Linked DNA regions of Homo sapiens: region 1 is linked to region 2. Evidence: chromatin loops called from intact Hi-C (ENCODE). Cell type or tissue: natural killer cell. All regions are shown on one strand. Each heading gives the region's core, and the rest is flanking DNA. Links, peaks and the distances in the headings are about the cores only.

Region 1 (16,131 bases), core at 3,536-11,535, 100 kb before region 2:
TTAGGCCATTTTATTGGCTATTGTTTCTTGGGAAGAGATAAGGAAAAGCAAACAAAGGCTTATAGATAGAGAGAGAGCACTGCTTTTGATAAGCACATGGCCCATAGTTGTTTGTTTTTAACACAGTTAATACATAGCCAAGAAAAAAGAGAAAGAAAATAGCAAAGAATGACCTCCGCATATTGAAGAAAAGTATCCTATGGACTATATATAGTGGCAGGGACATTTGCTCTAAGAATCCTCCACTTGAAGACAATGTTCTGTGGTACGAAATCCATCTAAGAGCAGACATTTGGCTTTGTAAACATGTATATGATTTAGTTTTACTATATTGTAGAAATCTTAACAGCCCAGAAATATGAACTTTCTACAAAGGTTATAAAACTCATGCTATTTATCCGCGGGCCACATCGGCACACATAACCCAGACAAATGGATGTAGCCAAGTTTTAAGGCATTATAAATAAACATAACTGTGCATTTATTTATTTTAATTCTTCATACATCTTGCATACCACTTAAGCTTTGAGAAGGGAGAAGTAAGTGAAACCAGGAGAGTGGACGCTGTGAACTAGCCCTGAGTCCAAAATAAACTCTAAAGAAAACTCAGTGGAAGTTTTGAGACAGGAATCTCACCACAGGTACAAACTCACTGTGTTTTTGCCCATTCACAAGGAACTTATTCTGATTTATTATTTATTCACAACCTACTATGAACTCAGTTAACTATGTTGGGGACTCATTGAATAAAACTTCTGCCCTCAATGAGTTTAATTAATAAGAAATTAGCTTAATTTGTTGATTGGAATCCTCACGTGATGAAGTTAGTCTTTTCTAATCATTTAATTTTATTTTAAATATATGGTGTTATTTAGGTTGCTACAGTTACTTGTAAGTAGCACTTATTGGAAATGAATCTCAGATATTCTCAATATAAACATTAGAACTATAGTTTGTTCCCTTTATACTGTTTGAACATGCTGCCCTCCTCCGAGGTCTAGGCAGGTACAGTTCATCAATAAGTACCCATTATTACATCCTTGTAATAAAGATTGTGCATATACACACTCACAGCCTCAGAGTGGAGTGCACTGGTCGCCATTGCCTTACCCAACAAGCATTGACTATTCATGTAGAAGGATGAACCAGACTTAGAGTAATACCAAGATGACACTAATAACTTCCCACTGGGACTCATGCATTGACCTGGTGGTTTTTGTTTTTCTCCTTTAGTAGTGGATGTTGGGATCCTGAGGATGGATTTCCATCTAGCTAGTAAGGATATAAATAGATATGAAAAACACAGTCTCCCTAGGCCCTTTGTGCATTAGAATGACTTTTTAATCCCTTAGACATGCTTATGGAGAAGGTTAAAAGAGCAGAGATGGGATAAACAACCAAATGCAAATGCTTAGCAGCACCCAGGCCCCCTTCATGGAGGGCACCACTGTTCAGTAAGGCATAGAAAAGAGAGAGCGTTCTGCTATTGCTGTGTGCTGCTGCTGGCTTCTGAAAGGTTTAGCAGAGAATTTGCTTACTTTAATAGAAGATAATAATAATAACAAAACCAAAAACAACAGGTATGATGGTGTGACTTTTTTGAGTAGACAGTTATTCTGGGAAAATCTATATTGGAAGCCTTGGGGTATAGTTAAATTGTTAAGCAGCTCAATGGCTGAACGTATAACCAACTCTAAAGCTAGATGAGCTTTTACAGCAGTTAATGTAAGACTTCAAAGAACTGCCTCAGTTTCCTCTTCAATACAATGAGGTTTATAATAGCAACCAAATTGGGCTCTTATTTATAATAACATTATTATCTCTCTGGAACCCTGTCTTCTTTTGGCTCTAAGGATGGCTTGTGGCTTGTCCATTGGATCTCACCATCTAGCACCTTCTCAGAGACTTCCACGACCCCATCACTGAGTCTGTGCTGCTCACCATTTTGTTTCCTATCCCTACTCCTTTACATCATCATGCTTTACAATCTGCGATAACATACCTTAGATATTATAAATGATATATGTGTATATAGTTATATACAGGAGTCCCCATCCACCGGGCCATGGGCTGGTATGGTTAATGGCCTGTTACGAGCCAGGCCACACAGCAGGAGGTGAGCTGTGCGTGGGTGAGCAGAGCTTCATCTGTGTTTACAGCCACTCCCCATCACTCACGTGACCTCCTGAGCTCCGTCTCCTGTCAGATCAGCCACAGCATTAGATTCTCAAAGGAGCATGAACCCTATTGCGAACTGCACATCTGAGGGATCTGGGTTACATGTTCCTTATGAGAATCTAATGCCTGATGATCTGTCACTGTCTCCCATCACCCCCAGATGGAACCCACTAATTGCAGGAAGACAAGCTCAAGGCTCCCACTGAGTCTACATTATGGTGAGTTGTATAATTGTTTTATTATATATTCCAGTATAATAATAATAGAAATAAAGTGCACAATAAATGTAATGCACGTGAATCATCCCAAAACTATGCCCTCAACAACCCATGGAAAAATTGTCTTCCATGAAACCAGTCCCTGGTGCCAAAAAGGTTGGGGACTGCTGATTATACACCTATTTATCTACTTGATTATTTTCTTTCTTCCTCCCTTAAGCTCTAAGCTCTGAGGACAGGCTCATGGTTTCCAACCCTCAGAGCCTAAGAAAGTGCCAGGTGCCTAGTAGGTGATCAGGAAACAGCTATGAAGTTTTTTTTGTTTTATTTTGTTTTTTTGTTTGTTTTTCGTTACAGAGTCTCTCTTTAGCCCAGGTGGGAGTGCAGTGGCACTATCTTGGCTCACTGCAACCTCCAACCTCTGGACACAGGTTCAAGTAATTCTCCTGCCTCAGCCTCTCTAGTAGCTGGGATTACAGGCGTGTACTACCACACCCAGCTAAATTTTGTATTTTTAGTAGAGACAGGGTTTTGCCATGTTGGCCAGGCTCATCTTGAACTCCTGACCTTAAGTGATCCACCTGCCGCAGCCTCCCAAAGTGCTGGGATTATAGGCATGAGCTACCACACCCAGCCAGGAAACAGCTATTAATTAACAAACTTTTAAAAACCAAATTAAGAACACAACGTGTAAAGTATAATCTTATTATTCAAAGCCATAAGTAGACGCATGCTTGCGTACGTTAAAAGGGAAGGTTTCGACTTTTTTATTTCGCTTTCAACCCTTTCCTCATTTTTGTTCTTACATAGAGAACAGGCAGAGTTTAAAATGAAAAAAAAGCATAATTTTATGCATAAAAAATGAAATGAATTTTAAACCCTCACTCGGGCAGAGACAAAATTCATATTAGAAGTGGCAGTCTGTTAATCACCATTCTCAGTGTAATCCAATGAGCAACTCTGTTGCCTTTATAAGTTAAATTGATTCATACATATTGGCAAGTTAGCTATTTCCCTCAAAGGGAGTTGAATTTATTTGGGCTGTATATTAATATCTTATTATCCTTTTTATGAACAGGTGACTTGATCATTATTTCATCTCAGTATGTTTATTAGTATAAATGATTTTGAATAAAGATATTGAAAAAAATCCACCTATGTCTAGCAATCTCCCTAGGCAGGTACATGCAAAATTCTCCAACCTATGGCTATAGCTGTTCTCAGAAGACCTTTCCTGATCCTGTCTCCAAGGTGTGTTCCCAGCAATCCACAGCCAGACCACATTGTTCAAATATGGCCTCAGTGTCTTCTTCAAATATTTCCTCTGTCCTGGTGCATAAGGTGCAACTTGCCTTAGAATTTTGTTTGCACAAGCTACTGTCATTGACGAACAACTGGTCAACCCCTGGAGGACAGTATTCGTGTAACTTCTGAATCTTCACTTCCCCAAAGTGAGCATGCTCCCCCTTTTTTAATTTTATTTTATTTTATTTTTTTTGAGACAGAGTCTCTCCCTGCTGCCCAGGCTGGAGTGCAGTGGCGTGGTCTTGGCTCACTGCAACCTCCGCCTCCCGGGTTCACGCCATTCTCCTGCCTCAGCCTCCTGAGTAGCTGGGACTACAGGCGCCCGCCACCACACCCAGCTAATTTTTTGTATTTTTAGTAGAGACAGGGTTTCACCGTGTTAGCCAGGATGGTCTCAATCTCCTGACCTTGTGATCCACCTGCCTCGGCCTCCCAAAGTGCTGGGATTACAGGCGTGAGCCACCATGCCCGGCCGCTCCCTTTTTTTTTTTTTTTTTTCTTTTTGAGACAGAGTTTTGCTCTTGTTGCCCAGGCTGGGATACAGTAGCGTAATCTTGGCTCACTGCAACCTCTGCCTCCCAGGTTCAGGCGATTCTCCTGCCTTGGCCTCCCAAGTAGTTGGGATTACAGGTGTCCACCACCACACCTAGCTAATTTGTTATGTTTTTAGTATAGATGGGGTTTCACCATGTTGGCCAGGCTGGTCTCGAACTCCTGACCTCAGGTGATCCACTTGACTTGGCCTCCCAAAGTGGTAAGATTACAAGCGTGAGTCACCACCCCCGGCCATCACTTTTTTTTAAAACAATGCTTAAATAGAATACTTTCCTGACTCCCTTCCTGTTCTAGGCACCCTCATCCCGATTGTACAACTCAGGAGGAGCCCCCTCAGCCTTGATCTGAACCTAAATTGGCTGAAGATTTGGTAACGTCACACCTGGTTGCTGTCTTATGCTCTGGGCCAACCCACGCCCTTTGGACTTTTTCACAAGTGGCTTTTCAGGCAGGACTTTTTGTATCTTGTACTTTTGGGGGGAAAAGTTTGCAATCTAAAACAGGACTTGACAAATGTATCTAACAGATTTCATCTTGATGACTAGTTCATCCTTTTAAACTATAAGGCTCTTTTTGAATTCTGATAGCCTTCTCACTTTTCTCATACCAACTGCAGGTTTAATGAGCACATCTGTAAGTCTTTTGAGAGCATCAAAAAATGATGCTTTCAAAGAGGACCAGCGTAAACACAGGGTTCTGTGACACCTACAGCAACTTCTCTTGAAATAAAAATAATAATAAAAATAATTCACAAAACCTCCTTGAATAAGGTTAAGTAGCTACAAGTCTGCTGATAATTGAGGCCTGGCGTCACATGGCTTCTTGAGATCAAAGCATACTTGTACTTGCATCCTTGCATTTTCTTGAGATAATGGATTTCCACTTTGCCTTTTCAAAACCAACTTGGTGAGAATCCATTCTTAAATTGTGCCAATATAAAGTTTACCATCATATAGATTCTGAAACCCATCCTTCATTTTTTTTTAAACCAAGACATTTAAAAATCTGGTTTTCTTCCTTTATTTCCTTCTTGATTTCTTGAGTTTTCCCCTGTGAATCTTTTCATGATGCCAGCATACTATTTATCTGGATACATGAAGTTGAACCATCTGAACAACCGTCTAAAATGGTTAGATTGTTTCTTTATCTCTTATCCCCACCCTGCCCCCACCCCAGTCCAGGGTTTCAGTTGGAGTTTAAGTACCCCTTCCAGTCTGAGCATTTCTTTCTGGTTCAAGACTGAAGTAAATGTCAATATCTCCAATGGTTCAAATTTCTCCAGTGGTTTACATTTTATCAAGTATACCATGCAAATGATATACTGAGTTATTATCTATTCTTTTGCCCCTATTTATAGATGAAGCAACTGAAATAGTGTACATGCTATGCAGTAAAGACTTAGTAAATATTGAATGGATGAATGAGTGAATGAATGAATGAATGAATGCTAGAGCACAGACCTGGGCTCGAAAGGCCAAATTTCATCCCATTAGTACTACTTTGCAAAGTGTTCCCATTCTGTCACCTGCTTACATCCCATCACCTAATTCGTGCACTAGAGCAGTTCTTTTCTTGCTCTCTGCCTTGCTCCAAACCTCAACATAAATGCACCATTTTATGAATAAATGCACATTTTTATTTTCTTCAACCTCTGCTTTTTCTGAGATATGATGCTCTGATCAACAGAAGGTCAAATGCAGCTTACAGACATGTTACTAGTGTTTGGAGGTGGAGAAAACAATGGAATGGATAATTCCAATTTTAAAAAACAATATTACCACTTTTTCGTCAATAGCTGCGTTCAGGGTCTGATCAGGTGTGCCATTCTCTACTGTACGTTATTTGTATAGGGTATGGCTAAATTTAATCTCAAATTTAAATTAGTTAAAATTAGCACAGTTTACAATTTAGTTCCTCAGTTGCAGTTGCCACATTTCAAGTGCTCAATAGCCACATATGTCCAGTGGTTACCATACTGGACAGCCCAGATAGGAAACTTTTCCATCCTTCCAGAAAGTTCTGTTGGACAGATCTGATATAAAACCTATGCATATGCATTCTCCATTAAATCGGTCAAAGGAGGAGAAGAAAGAGAATTTTAGTTTTGCATGGTGGTTGTTTTGAATTTCCCCAGTAGGATTAGACACTCATTTACCAGGTGAAATTCTTAGATCGGCTAGAAGAAAAATGATTGAGTTGTGTCTAAAAAAATGAAAACCCTCTGACATGTTGATATTCTAGGCTGGCGACTTTGCTTGTGGCATTTTGGAACAAGATTCAGAATCAGGAAAGTGTCACCTAAGTTGAAAGCTCCCCTGTAAGAAATGTCTCACTTTGACCTAAAGTAAGTGGAAGAGACAGGGGAAAGGAAAGAGAAGCAGCGGAGGATGTCTAAGTGATAAATGGTACCCTGTCATATCACATTTGACGTCTTAACAGGAAAAGGGGGCTGTTGAGCCAGATGTGGGTTAAGCGAGGAAGTTCAAACCTTTCTCTCGTCTTCATTTTGTTTTTCAAGGCGCAGGTTGAGTTCAAGAGCTCTGAGTTCAATCACAGCATATCCACTCTGTGGAGTAACAAGCCAATCAGGGCCAATGTGTTCTCCAAGGCAACCTCCGTCTTTGTCAAAGCAAAATGATTGCAGGCTTCCAAGCTGTTGAGAAATAGTGTAACCGAGAAGGAATCTCTCCAAGAGAAGACTGCCGTTAGCAACCACGTGATTCACACTGTAGCTACCAAAGTGGAACATGGGCCCCCAGACAGAGTGACAGCCATTAAAAACCTGCCCGACTCTCCCAGGGCCAGGAATGGGGGGAGCATCATCTATCAGAATCTAGGGCTCTAATCTTCATAGGTTGCTTTCCCCAAATAAACACCAAAGAGAACCACAGCGCTCTTTCTTTTAGGCACCGTCATTAGCCAAGCAGTCGCTTCTCTCTAGAGTTCGTTTTTTCTTCCTTCTGTTTTCCCAGGGTAACTTCCACATCACAAACACACTTATCTGGGCTTCGTATCAGCCTTAAAGATTCAGAGTATGGATCTGTTTTCCAGACTGACCGTCTGACTCTCTGACCTATGGTTGTTTACTCTCACAGAAATGCATAATGTGACCCTTGTTAAAACCACAATTAGTCTAAACCCTTTACAGGAAATATCGGTTTGGTAAGAAGAGAGATACTGTTAATAGGAAGTCACATGATTTGTAGGGAAAGCAGGCACATGCTGTTGAACGTACACAATTTCTACTTATCATTGATCTCTAGCTGCAGCTGCTGGCTGATGAATGCAAAGGTTAGCGTGCACATGTGCCCTTCATTCTGTTCAGGGAGGCCAGAGCAGAGGTGGCCCTGCCAGCCTGCCCTTCAGGGCAAAGGACTGCCAGGATGCAGCTCTAATCCCAGGTATGGGAGGTCTTAGGGGAGAGACTTCATTCCCAGATACTTCCTATCACATTCCTACTGAAATAATTGCCAGTCTGAAGGCTACCCCTGGCCATCCCAGATTTGGCAGACAACTTCCAATGTGCCCCCAAAGAGGTCACCCCACAGACAATGAAAGATTCAGAGTAATACCACAGCTGTAGGGTCAATGGCCGGTGGGTGTGTGGCTTTGGACTGGAATTGATGTGTTCTGCCATTTATTATACTAGCTCTATGGCCTCAGTCTTCCCATCTGTATAACAGAGCTAATGCCATGAAGAGCAAATTCTGTAGCAGTGGTACTACTGATCATCGTCAGAGAGGGTTTATTGAGTATTTATTCAGTTCCAGGCACACTACTAAAGATCCATGCATCACAAACCATGATAATGGAAAGAATATATCATAGCAGTTAATGCAAAGACAAGATATAGTCTAACCAGGCAGGTAGCTGTGGGAAAATTACTTAATCCTTCTGAGTTTTCACTTTTCCTCTGTAAAATAAAGATAATAATACCTCTCTCACACTGTATTGGAAAAATTGAATAAGCTAATGGTTAGCATGATTCGTGGACCTAAGAAGCATTCAGCACATGCTACTACTATTGTTAATTATTACTGTTATAGTCATCATACCCCTAAATATTCACAACTGCCCTTGAGGTAGGTGGTATTATTTTGTCTTATACATGAAGAAACTGAGGATTCACAGTCAATAAGCAGCTATTCTAATGAATATACATCACTTAGAATCTCAAGTGAAGGTCTGCTGGAAAAACCCAAATTGCATTTAGCCAATAGGAAACTGGGATTTTTGAAATATGGCAGCCATGATTAAATAGTGAGAAAATAAAGTGTCTAGTTGGTCCAAAGAGTTGTATGTTTAGGCAGTACTGTGCACACTGAGGGGTTCCATGCCAAACCTGTTGTTTGCCTGAGAAGGGAGTGTGCGTGTTACCTGGACCTTGAAGCAGAACTGTGTCTTATTTTTCTTTTGACTTTCCCCACATTCTGGGGGATTTTGTGAACTGCTCCATTATGGACTGAAACTGTGTCTGAGGGGAGTCTCTGAGCTCAAACAAGCTTGCTTCTTCTCATTCACTGAGTCCTCAGTGAGGCACCCTCTAGCTGATAGGACAAAAGCCTCCTCAAGCACAGAGCTTTACCGCTTGGAGCAGCTGGCCTTGAGCTATAGCTGTGTCCGTCATACACACTGAAACCCAACAAGGCTGCCCTTCCTTGCATCACCCTCCCTCTCCTCAAAAAGTGGAGCAGAAAGATCAAGACTCAGCCCCTGGAATGACTTAGTTTCACTTATTCAAAGTGACCACTCTTGACCACTCTTGATAAAGTTTAACTAAAGCCAGAGCAAATGTAACACAGTTTCATATAGAATTACCTGACTTGAGCTAGTCTGCTTATATTTAAAATAATTCCCGCTAGTTGTGTGTGTGTGTGTGTGTGTGTGTGTGTGCACTTCCACCAGATCAAGAGCCGTACTACTTCTGCTCCTACGTCCTCTGACCCTGCCCAGATCTTAGAAATACTTTTATAAGATAGTTCCACATTGGCAACTCATGCATACATGCAACAACAAAACTCAACTGCAAAGTAGACTGTCATACTCTGGGAGAGGGCTGACACACCCAAGGCAACATGCCAGTGCTCCCATTTCAGCATCATGGCAGGCATTACTAACAGATCACGACACTCAGAGTTCTTTTCAACACAGTTCTCTAGGTAGACACAACCAATCTATTAGGGTTGACAGGCAAGATGAGAGCTGTTTCTCTTTACCAAGTAAGAGAACATTCTTGTGCCAGGATTTGTGATTCAGAGATCTTACCCAAATTATCTTAAAATTATTGCCAATAATTAAGCTTTGTCACAAGCTGACTCTTGATCTTTAAAAAGCTGATGCCTCCTGGCAAAGAGAAAAGTTTATTCGATGGCACAAAATCAGAATAATGGTCCTGAGAGAAGGTCCCACTTTAATTTTACTCTAATCCAAATTAAAATAGGTATTGATGTTTATAAATGCCACCTAAAAATGTATACCAGTTGGCCCAGTAACTTAATTTCTGAGACTTTAAGCTGAAGAAATCATGTTAATTCAGGAAATTTCTTGTAAGAAAAAGCTGTTCATTTTGTCATTATTTAAAATGCCAATAACAGTAATCTAAATGCCCAACAAGAAGAAAAGAGATAAATTATTAGCATATACCCACTTGATTTACTATTATGCAGGAACTGAAATAATAGGATTACAAGATAGATACATTTCAAAAACATAAAAATACTTGGAAGATATAAATACATGTTTATAATGGTCATCTCTAAATGGTCAGATTATGGGTAAACATTTATTCCCTCATTCTACTCAGCATTATCTCTATTTTGAATAATGTGTGATTATTTTTCATTAAAATTGTTATTTCAGTGTAACATATAACATACAGAAAAATGCTCAAGTCATACAGTAACAATTTGATAAATTTTAGTAGTGTGAATACACCTTACATGCCTCAGATCAAGAAACAGAACAGCTTTGTTTCGCCAAGCTTGGTTTTAATTTTTATAATAATAGAATAAAAAATGAATGACTTTTTTCTATGGGCTTCCTTTTTTCTCTTAATATTTTGCTTTTGAACTTCATCTATGCTGTTGCATAGTAAGTCCACTGGCATTGCTGTATAGTATTCCATTTTGTGATTATAGCATTGTACGCTTGATGGACTTTTCCATTTGGGGGCTGTTTCAGTTGCCGTACTGCTGCAAATGTTCTTGTACATGGCTTTAGATTAACATGTGAGTGCTCATGGGTAGGAAGAATCAATATTGTGAAAATGGCCATACTTCCCAAGGTAATTTATAGATTCAGTGCCATCCCCATCAAGCTACCCATGACTTTCTCCACAGAATTGGGAAAACCTACTTTAAAGTTCATAAGGAACCAAAAAAGAGCCCTCATCACCAAGTCAATCCTAAGCCAAAAGAACAAAGCTGGAGGCATCATGCTACCTGACTTCAAACTATACTGCAAGTTTACAGTAACCAAAACAGCATGGTACTGGTACCAAAACAGAGATATAGACCAATGGAACAGAACAGAGCCCTCAGAAATAATGCTGCATATCTACCACTATCTGATCTTTGACAAACCTGACAAAAACAAGAAATGGGGAAAGGATTCCCTATTTAATCAATGGTGCTGGGAAAACTGGCTAGCCATATGTAGAAAGCTGAAACTCGACCTCTTCCTTACACCTTATACAAAAATTAATTCAAGATGGATTAAAGACTTACATGTTAGACCTAAAACCATAAAAACGCTAGAAGAAAACCTAGGCAATACCATTCAGGACATAGGCATGGGCAAGGACTTCATGTCTAAAACACCAAAAGCAACGGCAACAAAAGCCAAAATTGACAAATGGGATCTAATTAAACGAAAGAGCTCCTGCACAGCAAAAGAAACTACCATCAGAGTGAACAGGCAACCTACAGAATGGGAGAAAATTTTTGCAATCTACTCATCTGACAAAGGGCTAATATCCAGAATCTACAATGAACTCAAACAAATTTACGAGGAAAAAACAAACAACCCCATCAACAAGTGGGCGAAGGATATGAACAGACACTTCTCAAAAGAAGACATTTATGCAGCCAAAAGACACATGAAAAAATGCTGATCATCATCACTGGCCATCAGAGAAACGCAAATCAAAACCACAATGAGATACCATCTCACACCAGTTAGAATGGGGATCATTAAAAAGTCAGGAAACAACAGGTGCTGGAGAGGATGTGGAGAAATAGGAACACTTTTACACCGTTGGTGGGACTGTAAACTAGTTCAACCATTGTGGAAGTCAGTGTGGCGATTCCTCAGGGATCTAGAACTAGAAATACCATTTGACCCAGCCATCCCATTACTGGGTATATACCCAAAGGATTATAAAACATGCTGCTATAAAGACACATGCACACGTATGTTTATTGTGGCACTATTCACAACAGCAAAGACTTGGAACCAACCCAAATGTCCAACAATGATAGACTGGATTAAGAAAATGTGGCATATATACACCATGGAATACTATGCAGCCATAAAAAATGATGAGTTCATGTCCTTTGTAGGAACATGGATGAAGCTGGAAACCATCATTCTCGGCAAACTGTCACAAGGACAAAAAACAAACACCACGTGTTCTCACTCATAGGTGGGAATTGAACAATAACACATGGACACAGGAAGGGGAACATCACACACCAGGGCCTGTTGTAGGGTGGGGGGAGGAGAGAGGGATAGCATTAGGAGATATACCTAATGCTAAATGACGAGTTAATGGGTGCAGCAAACCAACATGGCACATGTATACATATGTAACAAACCTGCACGTCGTGCACATGTACACTAAAACTTAAAGTATAATTTAAAAAAAGAAAAAAAATAAAATAAAATAATGTATTCTCAACTAAACAAAGCAAAACAAAACAAAACAAAAAACATGTGAGTGTTTCTATGGGGGCTTATATCTAGGGGTGGAATCCCTGGGTCATAGTGTAATAACTTTTGCAATGAAAAAATACATAAAATTTTAAAATAATGAAACTCCATTTATTAAAGGCAAAAGCAGAGAAGATTGAAGAAAAGCAAAGAAGTTTCAAGAAATTCAGATTAAGATAGATGCAACCTATTTTTGTGTAACAATATTAAGAAAACTTAGAATAAAATTAAATAAAACAAGTAAACAGGAAAAATAAAACCAACTAAACTAATCAAACTAAAATTAGAATCTTAATACATACGAAGAAGTAACATTTACCTTTTTCTGGTGATTTTTTTTTGCTCTTTTTTTTTTCTCTCCAACAATACTTAGAATAATTGTTGCTTCACTGTTCTCCCAGGCAATGTCAATGTTTTGAAAAAAGTCTGCCGATGAGTTTCTCAAGATACATAAAATGAACTCTAAGGTTGATTTGTTTTCCATTGTGAAGGATTCATTGTTAACCCGCATTTCTCCTCACCCAGATCTCCAGTGCAGTGTTTGATATGTTCTGATTCTATCCATGTTTATGTAATAGCTTATGAAGTCCTTTGTTCTCCACCATGATGGTATGCTTCCCAGGTTCAGAGGCTGGGAACCACAAGGGAGTGAACTGGGATTTGCCAAAATGCAGCAGGACAGAGAAAAGGGTGATTATTTCATTGGGTGTAAACTACAGCAGATTTTTTTTTAAGTCTGTGACCCCATTTGTGATGTGATGTTAATAATTCCTTTTTGACTTGGTTGTCAGAGTCAAATGCCCAGGGAAGTGCCTGGGATGTGCATTAAATACCAGCTGTCATCATCACCTTCATCATCATCATTACCATCATCATTAATATATCATCATCATCTTCATCATCATTGTCACAGTCATCATCATCTTCATCATTACCATCATCATTAATATATCATCATCATCATCACCATCATTATCTTCATCATCTTCATCACCACCATGCCCTGTGGGAAAGAACATCAAGAACAAGTCAGTGTGAAATCAGTTGCTCTCTCTTATGGGAAGTGAGGTCTGTGTGTGAACTATCTGGGCATCTGAGATGTGCATGATGAAGAACAACAATGTGGAACTTTAGGAGGAGAGGAGGGATTCTCTCTTATTTGCTGGACAGAATCAATGCCTTGAACCCTTTTATGTAGGCAGAACTCTAAAGATCCTTCCCTGTGAATCACAGGAAATGTTCTATTCAACTTGAGGCATCAAACCTCCCTTGCTGAAAGAGATTGCTTCTTCTGAAAATAGCCATCCACTTTTTACACTGGATCCATGATTCCTTTACCTTGTGTAGTCATTTATTTATTCATTCATTCCTCCATCCATTCTACAAATGATCACCAAGAACTTACTCCATCTCAGCCCCATGTTATAAACTGAGAGTAAGAAGATAATCCTGGCCATAGAGGAACTAACACTCTATTCACAAGTGTGGACATAGTTGAGCTTATGTATACAACACATATGCACACATGAAAACTAACTCAGCCCTTTAGAGCGTGATCCTATATCAAGTTCATTTTCATACCCCACCCTGACTGTCTAACATATCTTGTCTATCTGGTCTGTTACGGACTGTGTTTTCTGAATTAATGAGATACTATAAAACACAAAGTCAGAGAGGAAAGAAAAGATGAAGAAAGAGAGAAAATAAATTACCTCTTCCAATTTCCCATGTCACTCAGCTTGCTCATTTCTCTATGAGAGCCGTCACTCTGTTTCCCCTAGAATTCTGTCCTTGATTACGCACCTGTCTCCCCTGGGAGACCACAGGCAGCCTTCTAGCCCCAGTGCCTTCATTGTGGCAGTCCTATAATAGCATCATCAATAAATCCTTGCTGAATGGATGCTTTGTAACTTGGAAATATTACCAGGTGTCACTGGAAAAGGATACAAAAAAGGGGTTCTTGCAAGAAGTAAGTAAGATGAAGAAATGAGGCTGTAGCAGCAATTGCCGCAATTCAGGAGAGAAATGTAGGGGAGGGAACAAAAGCAGAGATGAAGCTTGGAGAAGAGAAAGCAAATAGCAGAGAGGTTGGGAGGAAAATTCTACAGAGCTCATTGACCAGTTGGATGCAGAAGGTAAGATAAGACAGAACAGCCAAGAACAACACTGAGATTCTGAGCTCAGGCAACGGAGAGGAAAATGGCACCATTAATTCCAACTGGTTATGCAGGAAAGATATGATAATAATTGATGGAAAAAGAATTCCCAAAGAAACAAATAGGGGCACAAGTTAAGTAAGCACCAACCGGGATTGCCTTTGGGTCAAAGACCCCAGGGTACCTTCTACATGTTGTATTTTTTTACTTGTTTGATGTGTTTTCACTGACAAGGCAGAGGAGGAGACTGGGGATTTGATTGTTGGGCCAAACCAATGAGGTTAATAAAATAAATCACCCCAACTCTCAGGATCATGAGAATTAACCTAATTCTCTTGCTGTGTTGGACAATTTTCTTGGACTTACTAATTTATTCAGTTATTTATTGATTCCCATCTTAGTCTATTTTATGTTGCACATAGCAGAATACCTGAAATGGGGTAATTTATTTTAAAAGGAATTTACTTCTTACAGTTATGAAGGCTGAGAAGTCCAAGGTCAAGGGACTGCATCTGGTGAGGGCCTTCTTGCTGCTGGGACTTTGCAGAGTCTGGGGCAGCTCAGGGCATCACATGATGAGGGGGCTAAATGTGCTAGTTCAAGTCTCTCTTCCTCTTCTTATGAAGCTACCAGGCTGGATGCGGTGGCTCACACCTGTAATCCCAGCACTTTGGGAGGCTGAGGCAGGTGGGTCAGGTCAAGAGTTTGAGACCAGCCTAGCCAACATGGTAAAACCCCGTCTCTACTAAAAATACAAAAGTTACCCAGGTGTGGTGGCACATGCCTGCAATTCCAGCTACTTGGGAGGCTGAGGCAGGAGAGTCGCTTGAACCCAGGAGATGGAGGTTGCAGTGAGCTGAGATCACTCCATTGCACTCCAGCCTGGGAGACAGAGCGAGACTGTGTCTCAAAAAAAAAAAAAAAAAAAAAAAAAAAAAAAAAAAAAAAAAGCTACCAGTCCCACTCCCATAGTAACTGATTAACCCATAGATGAATTAATTCATTTAACAGGACAGAGCCCTCTTGAACCAATCACCACTTAAAGGTCCCACCTGTCAATACTACCACATTGGGGATTAGGCTTCAATATGAGTTTTGGAGAGGACAAACATTCAAACCATAGCAGTTCCCTATGCTACTAGGTGCTATTAAGGCAAGGATGAGGGAAAAGAGATGTAAACCCTCCCCTTACAGAGTTTATAAGAAGGGCTAGAGATATCCTATAACCACTCCTATTCTTTCAAAACAGCTAACATGAAAATAGCAAAGGTGAGGCAACCATGGTCCCGCATATATTTTACAGGAAATGCCTGGAGATGCTGTAGAGAGAAGGACTCTCTAGCAGAGATCTTGATGAGTAGGAGATAACAAAGGGCATTAAGAGGGGAGGAAAGAATGTTCTAGAAAGAGGCAAGTGCAGGCTGAAGGTCCTGCAGTGGGTGAGAAATAGGTGAGTATGAGTGTCTGAAAGGAAAATCAGTGGGTCTGGAGCTGAGAGGGTGCCAGGTGGGAGAAGCCAGTGGGGGAGGTTGGAGCTGAACCAGACAGGCTTTTGTAGGCCATGTAAAGTATCACAGAACCTGCTGGAGAGAGTGAATCACAGCTCCTGAGGTCAAACATGAAATTTCTCAATAACTGTGATTCACACGGATGGAGCCTGCTGGGGGCTCACCCGCCAGACCGCAGCCTGCCTCGTTGAAGTGGGTTATAAGATGCCCCAGTAGGTCACCACGGCTAAGACATTACAGCGTCTCTCCTAGGTTTTTCCAGTCTGATGTAATCTTTCTGAA
Region 2 (16,131 bases), core at 3,483-11,482:
TCATCACCTCATTTTCCAAACCAAACTTGCCTGTTCACCTAGATAGACTTTCTGGGGAGAGTCTTTGGAATGCTGTAAATTCTAAACGGTTTTTAAACAAAAAAGTATTTAAAAAGTATTTTAAAAGTATTTTAAAAGAAAAACCAGCTAGCTACTGCTTATTAAGGGCTGACTAGTTGGCCCATATCACCCAGATGCCTATCAATATTGATCTTATTTGATCTCTCAATAAACTTATTAGGTAGGAACTGTTATCATTTCCTCTGTAAACTGAAGTAGCCAGTGGGAGGTAGGGCCAGGGTTTAAACACACACTGTCGTGCTGTAGAACCCAAACTGTACTGAGTCATCGTCCCTAAATATGGGGGCAGAGATGGTGCCCCTTTGGCTCAGCCAGTTGTGCAGTGGGAATAATTTGCCACACTGCCCTTAGGAACAGTGGTCCCTTCTGTGAGCACCAGAATTGCTCCTGGAAAGAATGGCAGTGCAGACCTCAGTGTGCGCTGGTCACGTTGGGGAAGTCACCTCCCGCCTTCCTGCAGGACGTCAGTGCCCTCATTTGGTGGTGAGTCCTGCGGTGCCCTCTGGCCTTGCGGAATCCAGCTCCTGAGCAGCACACTTTCAGGATTTCAGGGTGGTTTCTGAGTAATGGATTCCCCACCCCTGGAGGCCACCAGAATCACCATGGTAAACTTCCTATAAAAGCAACATCCAGAGTCCCACTCCCAGAAATTCAGAGTCAGCGGTTCTAGAGAGGAGTCAGGAGCTTGCGTTTTGCACAAGCCTTCCCTGCTCCCCACACCTAGGGGACTCTGATGTAGGTGTCCAGGGACCAAATTTTCGGAAAAACTGCTGTCCCTATTTTCCAGCTGTACAGCTTAGGCATTCTCGTCCCTAATCCTAAAGGAGCTATCAAGAAGGAAGCCCTAATTCTAGGTCCAAGGCCACTCGTGGCTAAACAGTGCCCAGAATGGACCTAAGGAAAGCGGGGCCGTATATATTATGGCTTAAAGACCTAACGAAAGGGGGGCCGTATATATTAAAAATATTTTTTTAATAGATATTTTTTCCAAAGTCCAGTCTGCACTGACAGGCAATATTTCTTTAAAAGCTGCTGGGGAGAGCAGCAGACAAATGCCTATGAAGCCAGGCATCCCTCAAGGAATTTAAATGGGTCAGGAACTCTTAAAGAATTTAAATGAGCATGAAATAGGTATGGAAGGTTTTCTGGGCCAATATGCAAGCCAAATAGTAAATAACTATTTTCAGCACTGAGTTTGGTTGGCAAATTTGCATATACATGTGATGCCGTACGTTTCTATTTTTACCATGTAAATCTGCAATCTGTAAAGAGAGCCGCGTGCCTTCGTGGAAATCCAGGCTTGGACTGTTGGCTGGGGGGAGAGCTGATTTTCAGTCTGGCTGGACCCAGAGTTCTGTATTTTTAACGAGTCCAGGTGACTGAGAGATGAGCAGAAAAGAGGCACGGTGCACACTTGAAGTTTGTTCTCAGGTTGAGCCCTCATAGTGCCCAGATTTCCCCCAAAGCAAAGTGTTCATGCCTGAAAAACGGAAGTTAAAGTGGAAAGTTTGACATTTTCCTGTGACACCAGCCCTGCACAGTTTGAAACAACTTCCCAACCTTTCTTAAAAAGTCACCCTTGTTTTATGACTAACATTATTATTATCGATGATTATATCATTGGGATTATTATGATGATGGTCAAAATGTGAGAAAAGCATTGGCAGACATCTGCCGAACTAGAAATATCTCTGCTCTCTTTCCTGGTGCCCTTTTATGTTAGGCGTCTGCAATGAGCTAGATGTAAAGGTTTTGGGTAAATTTTTTGATGCCTTACTTTAGGCCCAGCATATAGTTGCCACTCAGGTATTTTGTAATTACCCAGTGGAACCCTCTAAGGGGTGATGTTGCCAAGTGAATGGGGCATTTGCCTTTGGATGGTGTGGAAGTAGTACCCGTCCTTCACCTTTTCTTGCTGCAAGAATGCATATGGCAGAAAGAAGGAAGTGCAACATCTTTCATATCAAGACCTTCATACCAAAGGGAGTTCTGCTGGGGTAGAAGGCGGATGGAGGTGGTTTGCCATAGCTTGTTTGCTTTAAGCTCCTGGGCGCAAAGCTTGCTGAAGGGTCAGTGGTGTTCTGCTAAATCGCCACTTAATACCAGCAATTTCTAGCACAAATATCAGGAGATTAACTTTATTAAAATACCTTGTAGTTGAGGAACATGGTAAGTGTAAATTTGTGCTAAAAGGACCCTTGTTCTGCCATCAATCACTACTATGGGGCTTTGTCTTTTTTTTTTTTTTTTTTGAGGAGGAGGTGCAGGGGGTAGATTATGGTTTCACTTAAATGGAAGGTGAGTGAAGCAGATTAGCTCCCCAGCTACCCCGTGCAGGAGACACTGGCATGTCTGTTTGAGGACAGGCCAAGCAGCTTGGTGAAAGTTCAGGTGCATCTGCCCAAGGTCTCTGGAGGTAGTGCAAGTGCCAAAGCAGCGTGCAGGTTCTGTGCGGCCTGTGCTTAGTTCTCAGATACTTTCATTTTCAGAATATTAGTTCCTTTGTCAGAGCTAACCCAGAGTCTGTAATGATTGCTGAGCAATTGGTTATGGCGACACTACCATATTTGGACAATTTTCAGAAACTACCTAAGATTTTTATGACAGCTTCAAAGACTTGCAAAATGTTTTTTAAGAGATCTTTTTAATCGTTTTTTAAAAGTTTGTCATTCCCTTTCTTTCAGTCATCAGAAAAGCATATAGGTGACCTAAAGGCGTTGGATGTAGAATTTGGGACTACAAATTAAGCATTTGAGGATCTTTTTAAAATACAAAGATTTATGCTTACACTGCTCTAGAATGAGGAGAACTTTTTACCAATTTTAAGAAGCTTTTAAAAAGAATATATTGCAAATTCTAGCCCAAAGTGTAAACTTTCTGGAATGTACTTATTGTGAACTGGGAGGAAGTTTCATATGTCTAATGTAACATGGCGTGCTTTTCTAGAAAGATGGTTTTCTTTGTTCATCATTGAGTTTAAAAATTATTATCTTACACAAACCCTATCCATTCATCCATTCATCCATCCATCCATTCATCCGTCCATCTATCCACTCACGCCATAAATATGTGAAGGACATTCACAATGCCTGGTACTGTGCTGGTTGCAGTTACCAGAGATACAAAGATGAATCAGAAACATTCCCTATTCCCCACCCTCAAGGAGCTCAGAATCTGGTACAATAGACCCTTGGCAGGTGCAGGTTTGACATTTGTGGTTTTGACTATTTGTGAGTAACCCAAAGCTTTATGACTTCCTAACTTGTCATTTTTGCTGCTTCATGGGTTTGAAACATGCCTTTGATGAAACTCATAAGCAAATAGGACCCTTTGGATTAATGAATGGGTTTAGCTGACAGCCCACAGTCCACCCTGAGACTAGCTTTGTAGTTCTGCACCCAAAATCATTCTCCTCAGGCGATAAAATACTGTTCAAGGGAGAATATTAAACCCCCAGATGAAACCACCTGCCAATGCTATTTATTAAACTAAAGAGAAAGTAAAGAGATCTACTTACAGTTTTGATTGGAGAGATCATATGACAAACTGATACTGAGTAATTTGAGAATTTGCACCTTCCTAATCTAAAAGGTCTTCTTTGGCTAAAGAGAGTTGAGTTCATTCTGTTACCGTAGCCTTTGGGGAAGCGGTGACTGTGGGGCCAGTTATAAGTATTCCTGGGACTCCAAGTTGCAGGACTTCTGTCACTTAAAGATTCAGATCACCTTAAAGATTCAGGCTCCCACTCTTTGGTGACACCATTAATATTTTCCTTTTAGAGGAGGGATACCCTAGTGCCCACATCACTGATGCTACATTAGTGGTTATTCTGGTTCTGCTGTTTTTATGATCACAAAGTTAAAAGAGAAATTGATCCACCAACCTCCTAACAGTTTTATAATCTCCTCTCCCAGGGAACTTGGGGTGGCTTCCTTAATGCCTGGGCCATGGATATTTACAAAATACCACTCCGAGTCTCCATTCCACTTTGAAACCACGGGTGTCCCCAGTTTAGACAGACTTTTGGCTTCCTAATTGGCATTTCTAGAACTCATGGCACTAGGCTAATTTTTGTATTTTTAGTAGAGACGGGGTTTCACCATCTTGTCCAGGCTGGTCTCGAACTCCTGACCTCGTGATCCAACAGCCTCGGCCTCCCATAGTGATGGTATTACAGGCATGAGCCACTGCACCCGGCCTTTTTTAACTCTTACCTTCAAGACCCAGACACCAGGACTCCTGTTGGATTGTTCCATATCAAACTATCCTGGGGTGAGATTGCAGATCAGTATCCTCATTGTGGTCCTTGCTAGCCACACACAGAAATGCAGGGTTCTACAATTAATACAGGAGTTTAGGGGAGAGTGTGTGCTGTAGGCGTAAAGGATTGTAATGGATTTTCCGATGAGCACTTTAGGAGGCTGAGGCAGGCAGATCACAAGGTCAAGAGATGGAGACCATCCTGGCCAACATGGTCAAACCCCGTCTCTACTAAAAAGACAAAAATTAGCTAGGCGTGGTGGTGCACCTGTAGTCCCAGCTACTGAGGAGGCTGAAGAAGGAGAATCGCTTGAACCTGGGAGGCGGAGGTTGCAGTGAGCCGAGATGGCGCCACTGCACTCCAGCCTGGCGACAGAGCAAGACTCCCTCTCAAAAAAAAAAAAAAAAAAAAAGTCTTCAAAGAGTGAGCTTTCTCAAGGTGCTTGAGATGGGATTTCATATACAAACAACTGAATTACAAACCTTTTTTCAGGAATACAGCTCACTTGCTTAAAGCAAGGCTCACCTTAAATATTTGGTATTAAGTACCCTATGGCTCTCTTTTTTATTTGTTATGACCTCTGACTTCTTTTATTAAACCATAGATTGTATTTTCTAACTCTTTTTAGAGGCTTTCTTTCATCTTTCACGATCATCCCCCTAGACTTTGGGATTAGCTGGAGCATTTACCTAATACCCTTTGCTCATTACCCTCCATGTCCTTTTTTTTTTTTTCATATTGAAACTATTGGTTAAATGTATGTGCAAAAACAAGAAAAGGTATGTGCACATCTTCCGTCCAACCTCCTATCTTCTACTTCTTCCCTCTGGTAGCCTCTGGATAATCATTCATCCTCTATTTGTCTTCGTCTCTTCTTCCTCTTCCTCTCTGCTCTTTTTCCTTCTGTCTCTTTTTCTCCCTGTCTCTTGCTGCTTTTTCACCTGCCTTTATCTTTGCTTCTTCCCCTCCCATTCTGATCTGGGAGACACTCCTTTCTCAGGGTCGGGGGTGGCAATCACTAGACTGCTTTGACAATGGATCAAGGAAGAGGGAAACTAAATCTTCAGAGTCAATTCATACTCAATAAGGAATCCGCATCAGAGTCCTTTAAAATGTTCCCACGCTGTCTTAGGTGCAGTTCCTGAGGAGTACAATGGGAGAGAGTGATTCCTGGTGAGCAGTGTAGTGACAGGGAAGCCAGGATAGGAGCTAGTAATGCAGGGGCTGGACAAGACAGTGGATGGAGATGTGGGTTCAGCTGAAGTCTAGCATCACCCTGAGCCCACAGGGGCCCTGGAGTGTGAATAGCACTGCAGCACCCCAGAGAGAAGAAATATCTATTTTAAGCCTTCCAGTTCTTGGTCCTTGCTTCAAGCAGCCCTAGGAAACTCAAAAGACACATATGCAAGTGATCCCTCATGGTGGAAGAATGAGTTTAGGTGGTGGCCCCCCAAGCTGGCCTGTGCATACAGGTTTTGTTGCAGAATCCCAGGGGTTCTAAAACTTTTAAATTTGAACCTGGCCTTCAAATAGTTGCGAACATGTATTTGCCAAAATAGGAGGATAGAGGTTATGTTTTAATAGTTTCTTAGTTGGATTTGCCCTTTTCAAAACTTAGACTGCAGCTGGACTCTTGATCCAGTCCCCACAAATGTTGAGGTGAGTCTGCCCCAGACCTCTCTTCTCCCGGCATTTACACAAAACTGGATTTATCAAAAAAGTCCCAATTATAGAGTGACTTCTGCTGCAAGCCCGGTTAACCAACACGTGCAACTGGCTTAACCTTTTCTGGATTTTCCTAAATGTAATTTTTTCCCTTCTTAAAGAGAGCTGAAAATCACTTCTGGTTAATAGGGCAGCTTATCGAGCTGATGGTCTTCCTGTTTCCTTACCTGCTGTGGCCTCACATCATCATCAGAAGAATCACTCTGCTTTGGAGCCTGTGACAGGGGCAGCAGAAACCATGCTTCACATCAAAGCATCGAGAACACTTCCATTGCCCACAAACTGTGTCCCGGGCAAGCCCCGTATTTATAACATTTTCCAAATCAGTGTAATTTAGATTGCCTTTTTATGAAGAATAGGCTGGACTTTCCCCAAATCATCTAGTGCTCTGCCAAAGCTCTGGGAGAGTTATTTTAAAAACAATAAGCAGGTTGTTAAAAAAATATATAAAAGAAAAAAAAAGAAGCAGCAGCAGCTCTGCTCGAATGAATCCCAGGCTTGGAGGTCAAAGTGTAAGAGAACCCCTGCGCGAGGCAACATATGCCATTAGGAGAGGAACTGGCCACGGTCCTTGCCCTCTGGGGGTTCACACTTTAGTACAGTCAGATCTGAGCCACTTGCAGGGGTGAGGGGTCAGTGCTTGAATGTCCCTCTCTCCAGCTTCGTCATCCTGCAGCCCAGGATCCACCTGCAGTGGGCATCTCTGTTCTGTCCTGGCCTGTGCTCCCCGCTTCAGCCTCTTCCCCAGGTCCCATTCCCCACAGCTACTCAGAAAGCAAGTCCATGGAGTGTGCGTTCATGGAACAGAATGAAACTCAGAGCCACTAACCTTTACGTGTCCCTTAATAGAAGTGAAACCTCCTTGTAACTTTCAGCCCCATTTTCTCTTCACCCTAGGCTGGTATTGCTGTCATTCCCACTTTCCAAAAGAGGACAGTGAAGCTCAAGGAGGTCACAGTGACCCAGCCAGAAACAATGGAGAGCTGACTAGGACCCCACATGCATGGATCGGGGTGAGAATGAGGGGGTGGAGAGGGAAGAAGCAGCATTCTACCATTTCCTATGTGCGTGACCTTAGAGAAGTCATCTGATTCCTGAAGCCACTGGTTCCTGTCTATAAAATGTTGATGACAGGGCTACCTCCGGAGCAGCTGGAGGTGAGAATTGAATGATAAAATATATTCAGAATCTTTAGCATATTCCCCCAGAAAATAGGAAGCATGCTGTATCCTGTATACATATATTTGAGGGGTATAGCAAGTTTCCAAATTCTGAATTCCTCCTCCTCCAGCCTACAACTTTTCCATGGCCCCATTCCCCAGGAACCTGGTACACCACCTACTTTCACATTAATAGACGTGTTCAGTAGGCTGTGCCTTTGCCCCGAAGATCCAGTGTCAGCAGAAGGGGCAGACACTTGGGGGCCAGCAGGCAGGAAGGCAGGGAGCCATCTCCTGTCCCCCTGTCAGGGCGGGTCCCTGTTTGGGTAGCTCGACAGGCTTCCTGACTACGCAAATCACACCGAGAGCAAGGCTTGGTTTCTGAAACTGCTAGTGCCTTCTACCCACGAAACCCCAAACCCGGCACTCAAGGAGGCTAGAAACAGCTCTTGCGCTTTCAGACACAGACACGGAAAAAGCAATACTTCAAGCAGGCATCTTCCTTCCAAAAGCTCACTTTGAAAGTCAAGGGCCTCTTCGTTCTGTACACAAGAGAGAAAATGGTTCTTAGGTGAGAGAACAAGTTGATGGAAAAGCAAGCCGGAGGATTTGCAGGAGGGAAAACAAAAATCTTGGGAAGAGACCTTGTTTGTTTCTTTTTCCTCTCTGTCCTGGCAAGTCACAGGGATTTCGCTTCCAGAAGAAAGATGGCATTGATTTTTAAACCTGTAGTTTTTAAGCATGGTATTTATTTTCATCCAAGTAATGGAAAAGTCAGGAACATGCAACTAAAGATTTTGCTAAAGATTCACTTTCCCCTTGAACGGTTGCCATCTAACCTGCCCTTTTTGGGCAAAGGATGGCTGTCAGCTGGTCTCCCATTTCCCGAGACTGTCTCTGAACTTGCAGGGGGCAGGTACCTGGACGACTCAATCTAGTCCTAATTAGACAGCTGTGTCCTGTTGAAAGGAAAGAAGCAAACTTGTATTCACTTAGTACAGTTTTATAATGTTTGCAATCGCAGGCATTACCCCAGGGGCACCAATTAAAATGCACTTTTCCAGGCCTTCCCTTAGAGAGATGTCAAATTAGTAGCGCTGGGCAGATCCTAGGAACCTGCATTCTTAACAGATGTGCCCCACCCCCAGTCAACTCCCAGCCAATTCCCAAGTGTAGTGTTCCCCAGATCACACTTTAGGAGGCACAGATATAATGCCTCCTAAAGACCAGACACCTTGTGAGATGCTTCTCCTCACTTCCAAATTATTGGCTTGGGCAATTGTCGTATTTATACACACAGGCGTTATTACAGAAAAGTTGTCTCAAATTTTATAAACAGACACATAGAAGCTCAGGGGGATTAGGTAACTCCCTCCTGGTCACATAGAGAGGAAGGGATAGTTTGACTAGTGTCTGTACAATTCCTAAAGCCATCCACTACTTCATCTCCCTGACAAATGTAGGTGGCTCTTTTTCTCCTCTGTTAGCAGATACAATAGTACTAATAGTACTAATCTCAGAGAGTTAAATGAGATAATAATAGTAATAATAGTACTAATCTTAGAGAGGTAAATGAGATAATATGAAGTTTAGCATATGAAATTGGTGATATTCAACAATTTATAGCCTACAGATGCAGCAATTCCATATGGGTTGACCCAGGCATTGCAAAGTGCCTGCTACAGTCCTGTAACAAAGTCATAGCTCCATAAATGTCAAACATGATTAGAAACTTTTGTGGGTGGAATGGGCACCCCCCAAAAGTCATACTGAGGTCCTAGCTCCTGGTACCCCTGTATGCGAATTCCTTTGGAAATGCGGTCTTTGCAGATGTAATCAGGTTAAGATGAGGTTACACCGAACTGCACGTGTCCTAGATTCAATTACTGGCGTCTGCCTAAGGAGCATTTTGGGAGGCTGAGGCAGGAGGATCGCTTGAACCCAGTAGTTTGAGGTTACAGTGAGCCATGATTGCACCACTGCTCTCCAGCCTGGGGCACAGAGTGAGACCGGACTCAAAAAACAATAAAAATCAAAATTAAAAAAGAGAGATTTAGATACACAGGCACACAGAAGAGAAAACACCATGAGAAATGAGAACAGAGATTGGAGTGACACAGCCAGAAGCCAGAGTACGTCAAGGATTGCCCGCCGCCACCAGACATGGGAAGAGGCAGAGAAGGATCCTCCCCTGGAGCCTTGAAAGGAAGCGCAGCCCTGCCGACACCTCGATTTTAGACTTCTGGCCTCCAGAACTGTGGGGAGAATGAATTTCTGTTGTTCTAGGCCATGCGTTTTATGGTCATTTGTTAGGCAATCCCAGGAAATGAACAGGGAAGCTTTATCCTTTTCATCATCAATGTCGTCATCACCATCACCACCATGACCATCCTTTCTCAGAGCACAAGATGTGGCTCCTGCACTCCGATCCCAGTGCAGTGACCTCTGGCACTGATGGGTGATGTCAAAGTTGCTCAGTCCTAACCCAGCCCTTCACTTGCAATACCCATCTCAGCCTGGTTTGGTTTCCACCCAAATTTTAAAAGTTTCTTTTATGTTTCACACACATTTGTGCTTTTTGATGCTTTCCCAAGCTCCTTCCAGCTTGTGTAATGGAGACGTGTCCCTAAGGAAATGTTTCAAGAGACAGAAAGACAGAAAAATGGTGGCCACAGAACGCTGGGTAAACATTAACTCCTTTCACAACCCTCCTTTCTTGGATGACAAATCTGTGCTGGGGACCCCGAGTCCCAAGAAGGCCTGCTGCAAACATTTATTTAGACCAGTCTAAAGGGTCAGGGGCCTGCTACATAAAAAGCCTCAAAATGCACACTGTTCAGATAGGACTTGCAGGCTGGCAGAAAAACTCCAGGGTGGAGTCTGTGGCCTGTTTTCTTTTCTTTCCTTTCTTTCTTTCTTTCTTTTTTTTTCTTTGAGATGGAGTCTTGATCTGTCCCCAGGATGGAATGAAGTGGCACGATCTCGGCTCACTGCAACCTCTGCCTCCCAGGTTCAAGAGATTCTCCTACCTCAGCCTCCCGAGTAGGTGGGATTCCAGGTGCCTGCCACCACACCTGGCAAACTTTTTGTATTTTTAGTAGAGACAGGATTTCACCGTGTTAGCCAGGACGGTCTCGATCTCCTGACCTCGTGATCTGCCTGCCTCGACCTCCCAAAGTGCTGGGATTACAGGCATGAGCCCCCGCACCCTGCCTGGCCTGTTTCAAATCATTTTTCAATCAATACATGGTTTCCAATGAACTTCCTTTCCATTTTTGCACAGAAGAGATACTTCACTATGGTTCTCCTCTTGCCTTTCCCCTCAACAAAAATGGAAGTAAAACATCATGAGGCTGTAAGTTTTGTCTGTTCATTGACCATATTTTCCAAATAAAAAAAGCAGCATGTATTCCAAATTAAAAAGTAGCCATGACTGACAATGGGGCAGAATGTTTAAAATCTGCATTGTCCAAGACAATCTGCTGAAGAGACTACACTCTGACTTAGCCTCTGAGTTCAGATCCCATCTCATCATTAGGTCTTTGAGTCTGAGCAAGTGACTTTCCTTGCTCGTGTCTCTGTTTTCTCATCTTTATGAAGTCAGTCCTGTGAAATTACTTCCATTTTAAGAGTTGTGAGTATTCAATGAATAATGAACAACAGGAGTTTAGCAGAGTAACAAACATGCAACTTCTCAATAAATAGTTAACTATTATTCTCTTTTTTTGGAGATGGATTCTTGCTCTGTCGCCCAGGCTGGAGTGCAATGGCAAAATCTCACTGCAACCTCCCTGAGTTCAAGTGATTCTTCTGCCTCAGCCTCCTGAATAGCTAGGATTACAAGCGTGCACCACCACACCCAGCTAATTTGGGTATTTTTAGTAGAGACAAGATTTCACCATGTTGGCCAAGCTGGTCTCAGACTCCTGATCTCAAGTGATCCACCTGCCTCAGCCTCCCAAAGTGCTGGGATTACAGGCCTGAGCCACCACACCCGGCCTCTATTACTCTTTTTAGATGTAGAGAGGAAGGCTTTTATTTTGTCCATTCTGTATATCAGAAACTCAACATATGCATATCTCAGTTAAGGTCACTACCATGCAATAGTCTTTATGTTATAGCTCAGAGAGTTTAGGCAACATACACAAAATCACACAGCTACTCATCCCTGAACTTGAATTGAATCCTAACTGGATGCCAAAGTCCTTATCCTTTCCTCTATACCATGTTGGACTGTCTAGAATATGTTCAATCAAAATGAAGCCCCTCACCATAGAATGATGACTCACAGCCTTGACCCCTTGCACTGAGTCTTACAAGGGGATAGTCCTCCTGACTGCCCTGACTTGGCAGAGGGTAGGACTGCTGATGGTACAAAGACCATTCTTTGCAGCTTAAGCTCAACCCCCTGAACCCCATCTCCCTGGGCTCCAGAATCAGTCCACAAAAGCCTGGACTATGGAGTGCACTAACTGCCGGGCTATACAGTAGGGTCCTTTCTTCTGTTCTCAGTGACTAGACTTTGTACTTAGAGGTGGACTGAGGACCCGAAAGTCCATGTGCTGTCAGTGCTCCCTGGACACCAGAGTCTCCAGGGTGCAGCTCCTAGTGCATTTGCATTGGGGTCCCCTTGGGGAGCTTGTTAAAATGCAAATGGCTGGGCCTCTCCTGGAATTGCGCAACCTGAATCTCAGCTGGTAAACCAGACATCTGCATTTTTGACTAGTGTCTGAGTGAGCACGGGTTTATGGATCTTTGTGAGCCATAAAGCCACAGCTTTATTGTTTGTTCTTTTTTCTGAAAATTAAAAAAAAAAAAAGGCTGGGCAAAGTGGCTCATGCCTATAATCCTGGCACTTTGGGAGGTCAAGGCAGGTGGATCACCTGAGGTCAGGGGTTTGAGACCAGCCTGGCCAATATGGCAAAATCCCATCTTTACTAAAAATACAAAAATTAACCAGTCATGGTGGCGCATACCTGTAATCCAAGCTACTCGGGAGGCTGAGGCAGGAGAATTGCTTGAACCTGGGAGGTGGAAGTTGCAGTGAGCCGAGATCGTGCCCTTGCACTCTAACCTGGGTGACAGAGCAAGACTGTCTCAAAAAAAAAAAAAAAAAAAAAAAAAGGCAGACACGAAGTACCTAGAACCCAGCTGATTCTGCAGACCTCCAGCTATGGCAGACAGAATACTAGTCCCTCAAAGATATCCATGTCCCAATCCCTAGAACCTGTGAATATGCTATATTACATGGGAATTGCAAGGGGAAATTAAAGATACAGATGGAATTAAATTTGCTAATCAGCTGACGTTAAAATAAGGACAATACCCTGGACTATCTGGGTGGGCATAATTATTCACAAGAGTTCTTTACAGTGGGAGGGAGGCAGAAGAGGTCAGAGTGAAACAGGATGAGAAGAGCTTCACCTGCCATTGCTGGCTTTGAAGACAGAGGAAGGAGCCAAAAGCCAAGGAATGTTGCAGCCTCTAGAAGCTGGAAAAGGCAAGAAAACAGATTCTCCCCCACAGCCTCCAGAAGGAACACAGCCTGGCAGACACCTTGATTTTAGCCCAGTGAGACCTATTTGTGCATCTGACTTCTAGAACTGAAACATAAATTTATGTTGATTTAAGCCACCAAGTTTGTGGTAATTTGTTACAGCAGCAAATGGACGTTTCACTCATCAGGATAAAAGGGAGCATAGGTTCACATGGCAGCAATGAAAAGTCTAACGTCCACTTTAAATGCCTTTTTCGAGTCATGGAACTTCTCTTTCCCTGCACTGTCTGAGCCCAGAGATTAGATAAATGCTCTGACCACTGCAGAAGCTGGTGGGTTGCATTGTGTCTCAGCCGGGGTTGGGGCCAGAGGAGGTTCCCTAGGGGTTGAAAGCAGGGATCAGGGAGCAGACAGTCGTGGGGGATTCCCTGAAGGTCTGACTAAATGTATCTTAGGGCCCCAGCAAAACAAGGACACCGCAGAGCAAAACAAGAATTCCAACTTTGGTGAATTTTCCCACATTGTATTATCAATAACTTCGGCACAATGTCATTTTAACATACTTCTTACTTCTGTATTTTATAATTTAGAGTTTAGACACATTTTGGATTACATGAAATGCAGAAGAGGAGAGGCAAAATAAACTCTTCTAAGTTTAGGGTCTTGGATCAGGCTTTGGCAAGGGGGTCAATCAAGCAAAAGCCAATTGTTAGGAGTTGGCAAACAGGTGCCAAGACCAAAGGAATCAGGTCAACGTGGAGGACAGCAGGGAAAAATATCGGGTGCTCCTCTCGTTACCGAATTGTGGGTGGTGAGGAGAAGTTGTGTTGAGATGTTTAAAAAAATATGGTTGGGAGGAAAGAATGAATGAATGGACAAATGAATGAATGAATGGCTTTAACTCAGAGTATCGGCTCTTGGTGTGCTTTACGGTCTTCTCTGAAGGTCATAACTCTTCCCAGGTCTGTGCCAAACCTCAGGAAGTTCAGAGATGGGTGGGGCCACGTGGTCACAAATGAAAGTTGTCCTACTTAGGGCATCCGCATGGAGCGGCGCTGTGGTCTAGTTCTGAGCAAGTCGGTGTGCAGAGATGAAAGCTCCCACCTCCCCCTCCACTGATGTCTTTGGCCGTAGAGTCACACGCACAGGGCCTCCAGGGGGCTGGCAGCCCAGGAGCAGGCGACCCGCCCCAGCCTGAGCCTGTTACTCTTGGGCTCGTACTAAAGGGGGCTTAGGTCTCTGCACTTTTCATGTGGTGGCTTTCAAAATCGGAATCCACTTGAAGTGGTTTGGGTTTTTCTCTTCTCCGCCTGGTGTTTGCTGTAGAGAAACACCTTCAAACACAGAGAGCACCGCTCAACGCCTCTGTCTCTGAGCGCGTTCAGAGGAACCAGAGACGCCACATCAAGCTGAACGTTTTCATCAGAGACGCCCTGGTGGGGGCCCCCGCCTGCTGCCCACTAGGCAAAGGTTTTCTTTTACCCCCATTGACATCCCCCCACCCAAGTATTGGCTCACACGTACCTGTCGCTGGGAGAACAAACTACCCTTGTTTGTGTGAACGGACCTATTTGGAGAATTTGGAGGCCACAACAGGCAGAAAAATCCCTCTTGGATCCCATATCCTGTGTGGGCCCCCGTTTTGCTGTTGGAGTCTGCAGGGGAGGCAGAGGGGTCAGGGAGATTCTCACTTCTTCTGCTACTGTTACAGGCAGCACCTTCTTCCTCATCACCTCCCTGGTGGTGCCACCAAGCTCCATATTGTACCTTTTATACCATATTTGAAAGAAAATGCTGACTAAGCAAGGAAGAAACCTGGATAGATGTCTCAAGTCACATCCCTCAGAGACATCACATGCTCCAAATCATGTTTGGAACAACTTAGGTTCCTTAGCAGTAGAGATGGATATTGATAGTTCTTCATCAATATCAACAGTCTTTATTAATATCAACAGACTTGTATCTGAGAGAGAAAATAAGCAATTGAGGGGTTGTGGATATTATTTTAATGCTTGAATTACCCAGAGGCTGTCACAGTCTACTCATGCATACTTACAGAGGACAGAGGGATTTTGGAGAGCAGGTAATTCAACATCTTTATTTTGCAGCTACACGAATTCCATCCTGAAAGTTTTACATGACTTGCCTAAGGTTACCGGGCATTTGTGCAGCTGCACCAAATGGCCTTATTTGTATTATGAGATTTAAGGGTATTTACATACATTGGGAGGCTGGGAAATTTTATTTAGTAGTAACCCAATGGAGGTTATGTGCCTTGTGAGGTGTGTACTCTCCTATCTGTAAATGGGGAAACAGTGAGCTAGGGCCCTAACATGGTTCTCACTTGAAAACTGTGGCCATGGCTGGGTGCGGTGGCTCACGCCTATAATCCCAGCACTTTGGGAGGCCAAGGTAGGTGGATCACCTGAGATCAGGAGTTCAAGACCAGCCTGGCCAACATGGCGAAACCCCGTCTCTACTAAAAATAAAAAATAAAAAAAAATGCCAGAAAGCCAGGCATGGTGGCGGGCGCTTGTAATCCCAGCTACTCGGGAGGCTGAGGCAGGAGAATCACTTGAACCCAGGAGGCGGAGATTGCAGTGAGCCAAGATTGCACCAGTGCACTCTATCCTGGGTGAAAAGAGTGAAACTCTGTCTCATTAAAAAAAAAAAAAACTCTGGCCATGTCTTTGTACTCACAAATTAGAGGGACAGAGTGTGTATGAGTGTCTCTGTCTGTGTCTGTGTATAGGGTTGTGGTCAGTGCATGGTGACCTCCCAAGCCACACTGCTTAGACGCACTCAGTGAATTACACCAGGAAGAGATCGCCTTCCAAGCCTGGACTTCAGCCCACACAAATCAGGGCCAGTGGGAGCTTTCTCCACCCTCCTCCTTCCTACTGTCACCAGTGTATTTACTTCCTGAGAGATGGTTGTGCCAGAAAGTCACTGCATCTAGATTTGGGATTATCACTGGAAACAAGCCAGCCCTACCTAAGCAATGATGGGGCTAAGACTAAATCTTTCCCTTGGTATCCTGCCTATAAATCAGAGGAGCAGAGAGATGATGGATTCCAGCTCCTTGCTTTCAGATGGGGAATCTATGGTTCAAAGACTGGGTTGAGTGCCTCAAGGAGGCAGGATTCCTAGCTTTTCATCTGTTCTCCTTCCTCCACTCCACACATGCTCCTCTGCCCTTGGCCACATCTCCTTGACTGCAAGCCTTGCTACTACTTTGGGTTCTCAAGAAATATATCACACACAGCCACCCACTGTCTCAAGCCAGCAAAGAAAAAGCCCCCTGCAGCCCTCAGGCCAGCACACAATAGAACTCATACACTAGGATGCTTTTTTAAAGGGGTACCTTCTGTGGGAGCTAGATGCAGAAGGGATCTGCTTTTCAGGGG

What was found. Hi-C counts contacts between places; a loop is a spot of excess contacts. Peaks named below come from ENCODE experiments on the same cell type or tissue, not always from the same donor. Only the 100,000 strongest peaks of a DNase experiment are listed, where the experiment ranks them.
Region 1: it touches region 2 in a loop (2.9-fold over the local background); 5 of 110 quality-filtered maps call a loop at or near these places.

What each region holds. Positions count from the first base shown.
Region 1 is chr16:79,372,520-79,388,650 of GRCh38, reverse strand. It overlaps a transcript of MAF not described here. Among named protein-coding and RNA genes, the nearest start is that of MAF, 220 kb to the left of the region's middle. In natural killer cell, for the core only: no CTCF peak of the experiment used is centred there; DNase peaks (open chromatin) are centred at 6,870 and 7,440; H3K4me3 peaks cover 538 bases; H3K27ac peaks cover 1,441 bases.
Region 2 is chr16:79,270,170-79,286,300 of GRCh38, reverse strand. It overlaps a transcript of MAF not described here. Among named protein-coding and RNA genes, the nearest start is that of MAF, 320 kb to the left of the region's middle. In natural killer cell, for the core only: no CTCF peak of the experiment used is centred there; a DNase peak (open chromatin) is centred at 7,600; H3K4me3 peaks cover 266 bases; H3K27ac peaks cover 1,431 bases.